Regions from separate parts of the Homo sapiens genome. Here region 1 is linked to region 2. Evidence: read pairs that join two places in POLR2A ChIA-PET (ENCODE). Cell type or tissue: Panc1. All regions are shown on one strand.

What was found. Peaks named below come from ENCODE experiments on the same cell type or tissue, not always from the same donor. Only the 100,000 strongest peaks of a DNase experiment are listed, where the experiment ranks them.
Region 1: POLR2A ChIA-PET joins it to region 2 with 10 read pairs; 3 of 35 experiments call an interaction of 5 or more read pairs at or near these places.

What each region holds. Positions count from the first base shown.
Region 1 is chr10:21,470,990-21,475,989 of GRCh38, reverse strand. No RefSeq gene overlaps it. Among named protein-coding and RNA genes, the nearest start is that of MIR1915, 23 kb to the left of the region's middle. RefSeq lists an enhancer at 2,170-2,966 and a silencer at 4,269-4,463. In Panc1, no CTCF peak of the experiment used is centred here; no DNase peak of the experiment used is centred here; H3K27ac peaks cover 1,455 bases.
Region 2 is chr10:21,714,559-21,719,558 of GRCh38, reverse strand. All of the region lies in intron 14 of MLLT10 (MLLT10 histone lysine methyltransferase DOT1L cofactor), which reads right to left. Among named protein-coding and RNA genes, the nearest start is that of MLLT10, 180 kb to the right of the region's middle. In Panc1, no CTCF peak of the experiment used is centred here; no DNase peak of the experiment used is centred here; H3K27ac peaks cover 1,721 bases.

The DNA.
Region 1 (5,000 bases), 240 kb after region 2:
GGTGTGGTGGTGTGCGCCTGTAATCCCAGCTACTGAGGAGGCCGAGGCAGGAGAATCATTTGAACCCTGGAGGCGGAGGTTGCAGTGAGCCGAGATCGCACCACTGCATTCCAGCCTGAGTGACAGGGCGAGACTGCGTCTCAAACAAAAAAAAATTATTTGTCTCAGTATACAACACCATTTTCCCCTGCTTGTTCACCCCTCATTGCCACACTCTTCATTCACACAATTTTTTTTAACAAGTTTATTTTTAGAGGTGGGGTCTTGCTATGTTGCCCAGGCTGGTCTCGAACTCCGGATCTCAAATGATCCTCCTACTCTGGTCTCCCAAAGTGCTGGAATGACAGGCTTGAGCTACGTGTCTGACCTCCAATCTGGTCTCTATGCCTCAGTCCAAATGATCTTTCAGAAGCTAAGATATGATCACATCACTCCCTTGTTTAAAACCCGTGAATGGCTCTCCATGTGTGCCGTGTAAACTAAACTGGATAAAAGCCCAGTTTAGTTTACATGGCACACAGACTCTTTATGATAGGGCCTTGTTTACTTTTTAGTCTCACAGCTTATCATACCTTCCCCTGACATTTTTTACTCCAGTCACTTCCCACCAAGATCCTTCCCCCGTCACCCAGGCTGGAGTGCAGTGGTGTGATCTTGGCTCACTGCAACCTCCGCTTCCCAGGTTCAATCGATTCTCCTGCCTCAGCCTCCCGAGTAGCTGGGATTACAGGCATGTGCCACCACGCCCGGCTAATTTTTGTAGTTTTGGTAGAGATGGGATTTCTCCATATTGGTCAGGTTGGTCTCGAACTCCTGACCTCAGGTGATCCACCCACCTTGGCCTCCGAAAGTGCTGGGATTACAGGTGTGAGCCACCGTGCTGGGCCTCACTCCCTCATCCTTTAACTCAGAAATCACTTCTGTGTGGCAGAGAAAATGCTATGTGTTCACCAAACCATTTCATTTCCTTCCTGGGACCCAGAAAACCTACATTACCCATTTCTCTTGCATCTTGGTGGGGCCATGTGGCTGGTTCTGGAGAATGGAATGTAAGTAAAAGTTGTGGGTTTGGCCAGGCACAGTGGCTCACGCCTGTAATCCCAAAACTTTGGGAGGCCAAGATGGGAGGATCACTTGAGGTCAGGAGTTTGAGACCAGCAACATGGCAAAACCCCGCCTCTACTAAAAATACAAAAGTTAGCTGGGTGTGGTGGCACATGCCTGTAATCCCAGCTACTCGTGAGGCTGAGGCAGGAGAATCACTTGAACCCGGGAGGCAGAGGTTGAGCCACGATCGCGCCACTGCACTCCAGCCTCGGCAACAGAGCGAGACTCCATCTCAACAACAACAATAACAAAAAAAAAAAAAAGAAAGAAAAAGAAAAGGAAATCTGCTGGTGCAGAACAAAAATATAAATATTTAATATTAATTAATTGTGTTAAATCATTGATATTTAGGATTCTTTGCTTTACCAACTGGCAATAAATGTCCTGATTAATGTACTTTGGGAAGTTTTTTCTATATTTCCTTTAGACTTGGTTGGATACCTCTCTATCTGTTTCCGAAGCACTCTGTACTTATCCTTTTTTTTTTTTTGTAGTGATGGGGTCTCGCTATGTTGCTCAGGTTCGTCTTGAACTCCTGGGTTCAAGCGATCCTCTTGCCTCAGCCTCTTAAAGTGCTGTGAATACAGGCATGAGCTACTGTGCCTGACCACAGAATCTCTCTTTTAAAACTGTCCATCACCCTCCAATTATTCCAGAATAATAGGGGCTTATTCAGTTCAAAGTGATCAGGTCTGCTCTCAAACATGAAGTAGCAAAAAAGCTGCAGAATTAAATAGTTCCTCAGTGTGCTCTGGTTTAGGGTTGCTGCTTTTTTTTTTTTTTTTTTTGAGATGGAGTCTCACTCTGTCGCCTGGGCTGGAGTGCAGTGGCATGATCTCAGCTCACTGCAAACTCCGGCTCCTGGGTTCAAGTGATTCTCCTGCCTCAGCCTCCTGAGTAGCTGGGATTATAGGCATGCACCACCATGCCTGGCTAATTTTTGTATTTTTAGTAAAGATGGGGTTTCCCACGTTGGTCAGGCTGGTCTCAAACTCCTGACCTCGTAATCCGCCCACCTCAGCCTCCCAAAGTGCTGGGATTACAGGTGTGAGGCACCGCGCCCGGCTGGGTTGCTGCTTCTTATATCATCACCTGGTGGTTATCACTGCTGAAGGGTGATTCAGCCCAGGCCCGGCCCCACTGCTACAATGATGGTACTGCTATTTCAGATCTCTGCAGATACCCACATACGGGCTCCCAGAGAATCTCTCTTCTACTTCACATTCATGTTCAATCATTATTCCCAAGATAGAACTGCTGGGACAAAGTAGCTGGATCCAGAGATCCAGAGAGGTTTGCCATCCTCAATTTCACACTCTGCAGGAGCGATTCCTCCCGTATGGCCTTCTAGGCCCTGGTCACCTGTGCAGAATTCTTCTCTGTCTCATGGTGAGTTTACTCCTTTGAAGACTTTGATGTCCTTTGTTTCCACCGGTTCTCAAGCCTTCTGAGTGGTTGCAAGGACATTCAATCTCAAAGAGAAGGGGCCAGGGTTTGTTTGCTTTCTTCCCAGGATGCTTCTTGGTCCCCATGCAGATTTACTCTTAGTGACTACCTCTGTATACCAAGCTTCGAGGGACAGACTTTGTCAGGTCACAAAAGGTCCTCTTATCCCTTCTCCCAGAGCAGTAGGTGCCTGTTCATCATATATTTACATAACTAAGGAAGGCCAGTCATCGATTTTCCCTGAACAAAAAGCAGATATATTCTAAAATGATTTTTTCTGTTCGGTGAAACCAATAGTTCTTAAACTTTTTGGTTTCAGCATCCCATTTCTACTCTTAAAAAAAACGAGCTTTGATTTTGTGAGTTCTATTTATCGATGTTTACTATATTAGAAATTAGAGAAACTTTAAAAATATATAATCATTAATTAATTTTAAAATAACAAAAACCCTATACATGTTAGCACAAATGACATGTATTTTATAAAAATAACTATTTATTCCAAAACAAAAAGGATTTAGTGAGAAGAAAGATGTTTCACATTTTTGCAAATTTCTTTTAATATTTGGTCTAATAAAAGACACCTGGGGCCGGGCGCGGTGGCTCATGCCTGTAATCCCAGCACTTTGGGAGGCCAAGGCGGGCGGATTACCTGAGGTTGGGAGTTCGAGACCAGCCCGACCAACGTGGAGAAACCCCGTCTCTACTAAAAATACAAAATTAGCCAGGTGCAGTGGTACATGCCTGTAATCCCAGCTACTAGGGAGGCTGAGGCAGGAGAATCACTTGAACCTGGGAGGCAGAGGTTGCGGTGAGCCAAGATCGCACTATTGCGCTCCAGCCTGGGCAACAAGAGCAAAACTCCGTCTCAAAAAAAAAAAAAAAAAAAAGAAAAAAAAGACACTTGGTTCTCATAGTTGCTTTTGCAATCAATCTGTTGCAATGTTATTTTGGTTGAAGTAGTTGAAGAAAATTCCACCTTACATAGACATAAAGCTGGAAAATAGAGGAGTATTTTAGTAGCATTTTTAGATAATCATAGGTATTATTCTTTGGTACCCTACCAAAACTTGACAAGTGGTAATTTCTTAAAAATGTAGTTGCAATGTAGAATCTGCATTCATATCAATGAACTTTTTGTATTCTGTTATATTAAAATTCATTGATTTATTTTGCCTTATAAATGGACCTTTTGCCCATACATAATTTTGTAACGTCATGCACTGGTCATGTGGAAAATATTGGTTCCCTGAATCATGCAGATCTTCCAAATATTGGCGCTTTTCATTACACAATATTAAAAGAATCACATTTGTTATTATCGCCATTGATCTCAGCAGAAAAGTTTTAAGTATTGGGAAGGTTTTAAGCTCACAGTGGCAGATTCAAGTTTTTGAAAATTCTAGCTTTTGCTTGAAAGCTCAAATTTTATTACTGGAAACCAACACTGTCAGCTGTATTCCTTAAAGTGATAGGTTCACTTCATTTAATGTTGAGACAATGTGCCAAACACTGAAGCCTAAATAATCATACATCTGTCAGTTGTTCTTGCAAGTAAAAATGGTGTTCCAGCTGAGTGTCGTGGTGCACACCTGTAATCCGAGCAATTTGGGAGGCTGAGGTGGGCAAATCACTTGAGCTCAGGAGTTCGAGGCCAGCCTGGGCAACTTGGTGAAACGCTGTCTCTACAAAAAAAGTAAAAATTATCTGGGTGTGGTGGCATGTGCCTATAGTCTCAGCTATTTGGGAGGATGAGATGGGAGGATTGCTTGAGCCTGGGAGGTCAAGGCTGCAGTGAGCTCTGATAGTGTCACTGCACTCCAGCCTGGGGGCCAGAGTGAGACCCTCTCTTAAGAAAAAAAAAAAAAAAAGAGGGAAGGGTCAGAGGGTGGGATGCTTTGAAAATGAGCTTTTGTAGGTAGAAAAAAGCTTCTCAGGCTGGGCACAGTGGCTCAAGCCTGTAATCCCAGCACTTCGGGAGGCTGAGGCAGGCAGATCATGATGTTAGGAGTTCAAGACCAGCCTGGCCAACATAGTGAAACCTTGTCTCTACTAAAAATACAAAAAATGAGCTGGGCGTGGTGGTGGGCACCTGTAATCCCAGCTACTCAGGAGGCTGGGGTAGGAGAATTGTTTGAACCCAGGAGGCAGAGGTTGCGGTGAGCCGAGATGGCACCACTACACTCCAGCCCGGGCAACAGTGTGAGACTCTGTCTTAAAAAAACAAAAAAGAAAGAAAAAAAGAAAAAAGCTTCCCAGGGCCAGGTGAGGTGGCTCATGCCTGTGATCCCAGCACTCTGGGAGGCTGACGCGGGTGGATCACTGGAGGTCAGGAGTTTGAGACCAGCCCGGCCAACATGGTGAAACCCAGTCTCTATTAAAAATACAAAAATTAGCCAGGCTTGTTGTGGGCACCTGTAATCCCAGCTACTCGGGAGGCTGAGGCA
Region 2 (5,000 bases):
CAACGTTTTCCAAGGAGATACCTCTTAGCATAAGAAGTACATAATTGGGAAATTCATTTTAACAGTAACAATTAGTAATAAGAGAGCAGGCTAAGGAATCATGTCTTAATTCCAGACTTACAGATATGTGACTGTGACTGAACCTTTTCATCATCTGGTAACAAGAGATGTTACCAAGGTTATGAAAACTGATTTTCCTCAGAAAGGTAATTCCCTTAAAATTATAAGTCATTATATTATTGAAATCAGAAGAAATTTACATTCTGACTAATTAAGTATAAACATAAATATCACCCCAGAAGTCAGTTAAATCTGCCTGAGAAACGAAACCATTTTCTCAAGCAGAATTAAAGTGTCCTTATTAGACATCATCTGAAAAGAAATCGGAGACTACATCTTAGACAACTTCCCCTACATAAACACACACATACATAATCATATTGGAAAACAAAATATTCGAAGCTAATTGAGATGAAAGTGTCACAGAAATCTGCAAAACTCTAGTCACTAAATTGTATGTTTAAAATACAGAAATATGCCCAGGCGAGGTGGCTCACGCCTGCAATCCCAGCACTTTGGGAGGCCAAGGTGGGTGGATCATGAGGTCAGGAGTTCGAGACCAGCCTGGCCAACATGGTGAAACCCCATCTCTACCAAAAACACAAAAATTAGCCAGGCGTGGTGGTGCACGTGTGTAGTCCCAGGTACTCAGGAGGCTGAGGCAGGAGAATCACTTGAACCTGGCAGGGGCAGAGTTTGCAGTGAGCCGAGATCGTGCCATTGCACTCTAGCCTCGGCAACAGAGTGAGACTCCGTCTCAAAAAAACAAACAAACAAACAACAACAAAAACACGAAATATCTGCATTTCCTAAATATCACATAAATAAACCTTGGAAGTTTATTTTACTTTAAATGTTAAGTCTACATCATTTTGTTTAACAGTAACATGGGATAGACAAGAAGCCATGATTATCACATGAAGATTGTATTTCAAACGCAAAACTCAGAAAGTAGGATGTAACGGAATGCAATTATGTTTCATTGCATTCAGTCTTAAGTTCTTCTACTAAAGAAATCATCCTTCAAACCAAAAAAAAAGCACCTGCATTCTCCCAAAGACAGTACAGAATGACTGCAGAACTAGGAAACAGCAGGATTTGAAAGGCAAAATGAAAAATTAATGACACTCCTACAGAAACTAATTTATACCTCTACCCTGATCCATGATTAACAGTCACATGGACAGGAGTCCGCTCTTCCCGCAATGTTAAGAAACTACTCTATTACTAATATACTAGTATGTAGTAAAGCAGGCTTCCTATCAATTATTTGTGAAAGAGCCATTACTCTAAAAACTAGTCTGTTGAAAGGGGGAAAAAAAAAAGGGTTTAACACTTAAGAATATAAAATAGAGGCCGGGCGCAGTGGCCCACACCTGTAATCCCAGCACTTTGGGAGGCCAAGGTGGGCAGATCACCTGAAGTCTGGAGTTCGAGACCAGCCTGACCAACATGGTGAAACTCCATCTCTATCAAAAATACAAAAATTAGCCAGGCGTGGTGGCGGGCACCTGTAGTCTCAAAAAGAAGAAAGAAGAAGAAAGAAGAAGAAAGAAGAAAAGAAGGAGAAGAAGAAGGAGAAGGAGAAGGAGGAGGAGGAGGAGGAGGAGAAGGAGGAGGAGAAGGAGGAGGAGAAGGAGGAGGAGAAGGAGGAGGAGAAGGAGGAGGAGAAGGAGGAGAAGAAGGAGAAGAAGAAGGAGAAGAAGAAGAAGAAGAAGCAGCAGCAGCAGCGGAGGAGGAGGAGGAGGAAGAGGAGGAGGAAGAGGAGGAGGAGGAGGAGGAAGAGGAGGAGGAGGAAGAGGAGGAGGAGGAGGAGGAGGAAGAGGAGGAGGAAGAGGAGGAGGAAGAGGAGGAGGAAAAGGAGGAGGAGGAGGAGGAAGAGGAGGAAGAAGAGGAAGAAAGAAGAGGAAGAGGAAGAAAGAAGAGGAAGAGGAAGAAAGAAGAAGAAAGAAGAAGGGAGGAGGAGGAGGAGGAGGAGGTGGTGGAGGAGGAGGAGGAGGAGGAGGAGGAGGAGGAATATAAGAATATAAAATCAAACAGTTTTTTAAAGGTTTTTTCCCCAAAATGTATGCTGCTATCAGACTCCCCTCCCCACCCCCCACCCGCCAATTTTACAAGTATCTCCTTTTCCCAGCACAAATCAAGTTTCAAGTTATTCTAAGTTTTTAACTTCTACTAGCCCTTCCCAATCTTATCTCCTTGACCACTTTCCAGGGAACAATTTTTTTTTTTTTTTTTTTTTTTTGAGACGGAGTTTCGCTCTTGTTGCCCAGGCTGGAGCGCAATGGCGTGATCTTGGCTCACCGCAACCTCTGCCTCCCAGGTTCAAGCAATTCTCCTGCCTCAGCCTCCCGAGTAGCTGGGATTACAGGCATGCACCACCGCGCCCGGCTAATTTTGTATTTTTAGTAGAGATGGGGTTTCTCCATGTTGAGGCTGGTCTCGAACTCCTAACCTCAGGTGATCCACCCGCCTCGGCCTCCCAAAGTGCTGGGATTACAGGTGTGAGCCACTGCGCCCGGCCCAGGGAACAGTTCTTAAGATACCAAATAAGGCAATGTAGAGGTCTATTTACTTAAAATGTATATCACAAAAAGCAAAAATGACCTCTGGATTTTATCCTGCTGACACCAATCCAATCAATAAAAACTCCTACTTTCGTTAAGGGTGTGGGGGCACAAAATGTTATTCAAGTTTAATATTTCCATCATCTATCACTATTATTAAAGTTTTTGCTTGCAAGTATGATGGTTTTCTTAACAGTTGTGGTAAGACTTCTAGAATTACTTTTTTTTTTTTTTGGGGAGACAGAGTCTGGCTCTGTTGGCCCAAGCTGGAGTGCAGTGGCATGATCTCGGCTCACTACAGCCTCCACTTCCCATGTTCAAGCAATTCTCCTGCCTCAGCCTCCCGAGTAGCTGGAACTACAGGCTTGAACCACCATACCCAGCTAATTTTTGAATTTTTTAGTAGAGACAGGGTTTCGCCATGTTGGCCAGGCTGGTCTTGAACTCCTGACCTCAGGTGATCCACCCACCGTGGCCTCCCAAAGTGCTGGGATTACAGGCATGAGCCACCACGCCCAGCCTAGAATTACGTTTTAAATATTGATAATTTTTATTCACCCATTTATCTTACTGCATTGCTCTAAAATCAACTACTTAGAGCAACCCTAAATAAAACACTAGATGTGACTATCTAAACACAACTAATGTAAGACTTGAAAACAAACAGGGTCTATATGAGAGTGAAACAGGAATAAACTTTGTCGTTTTGTAAAAAATGATTCAATTGCTAAGTGCATCCCCAATTTTAAGAGTCCTATCAATTCTATCTAAATATTTCTGTATCCTTTCCTTTGCACATTGCCTAGAAAATTTCACATTTTTCACATTCAACACCATTACTATTGTCTCAGGCAGCTAAATTGAAGTAGTTCAGCACTCAGTTCAACTGAGAGGTCAACGTGCCTCAGTTGCCTGGAGACTGATGGTTGCTACAGCAGCACCAGATAAGCCAGGCTAAATAAGCTTCAGCTTGAAGACAGAAAGCATTTACTGCTGAACAGAAACATAGATGTAGGTATCTCAGTACACAGCATGTAAATCTAACTGGATGATCACATTTGTAAGAGACCCATCTTTCTGAAACATGGAGAGGGGATAAATAGTAAAGATTTTAATTGAACTGAATCCTGGGTTACTTACAACTATGATTTCTTTGTTCTTCAGTTGAGTCACATGTCAAGTGGAATTTTCCCTCTAGCTATAAACTTCTCTTCTCTACCACTTCCCTAATGCCAACCCCCTGGCTCACAGACATAATGAATGAGAAGAAATGGGGATTTTTACTTAATTCAGCCGGGAAGTAACCAGAGGGTAATTAAACAGACTTTTATAAAGACAGAAAAGAGAAATGCACATTGAAAATGTTCATGTGAGACTTTGTCCAAGGATATAAAACTATCAACAGCATATGGTTGCACTTAATTAAAAAGAGATAAAACCATTTATAGGAGCTATTCTTTCATTTATCCTTTCACCCTCTCTAACCCCAAACCCCTGTTATGGCTACCTCACTTTTAGTGACATGAACTACAGAAAAACTCTGCTAAAGTAGTCAAACTCCTCTATATCAAGTTGGGAGGTTCACCAAATAGTTCACTTTCATCTTCAAAGACGATACTACTAATCATGCCATTGCTTTTCTGTGCTGAACTATCTGGGGTTGATTCTAATACGTAATTTTAATAGCAACTGCTCTCACTGTGCCATTCACACAAATGCATCAAAATAACCTAACATTGTGCTTGCCGGAAAAGCGTATATATATCCTAACAACACACGCAATGGAAATTATGCACGCATCCATAAAGCTCAAGTTGACAGGAACTTATAAACAACTATTTTAACTAGTTGTTCATTATTAGACATTTGTCCCTGTGACCATTTTCTTGACCATTAAAAGACTACTAGAGCTTTGGAGAAATGAAAATAAAATCATACATAATTTCAAATAAATAAAAAAAATACTTTGGAAATCTTAAATGATTATCTTTGGGGAAGGGGGGTGTAATACAGGGGGATTGGGTACAGCTTTCCCCCTGCACTGTCCTCTTTATAAAACAGGATTACAATTTCTCTTATATGACTCTTTTAAAACATCTTGGCTGTGCTTGGTGGCTCACGCCTGTAATCCTAACACTTTGGGAGGCCAAGGCAGGCAGATTACCTGAGGTCAGGGGTTGAAGACCAGCCTGGCCAACACGGCAAAACCTTGCCTCTACTCAAAATACAAAAATTACCTAGGCATGGTGGCGTGTGCCTGTAATCTCAGCTAGTCGGGAGGCTGAGGCAGGAGAATTGCTTGAACCCAGGAGGCAGAGGTGCAGTGAGCTGAGATCACACCACTGCACTCCAGCCTGGGTGACAAAGTGAGAC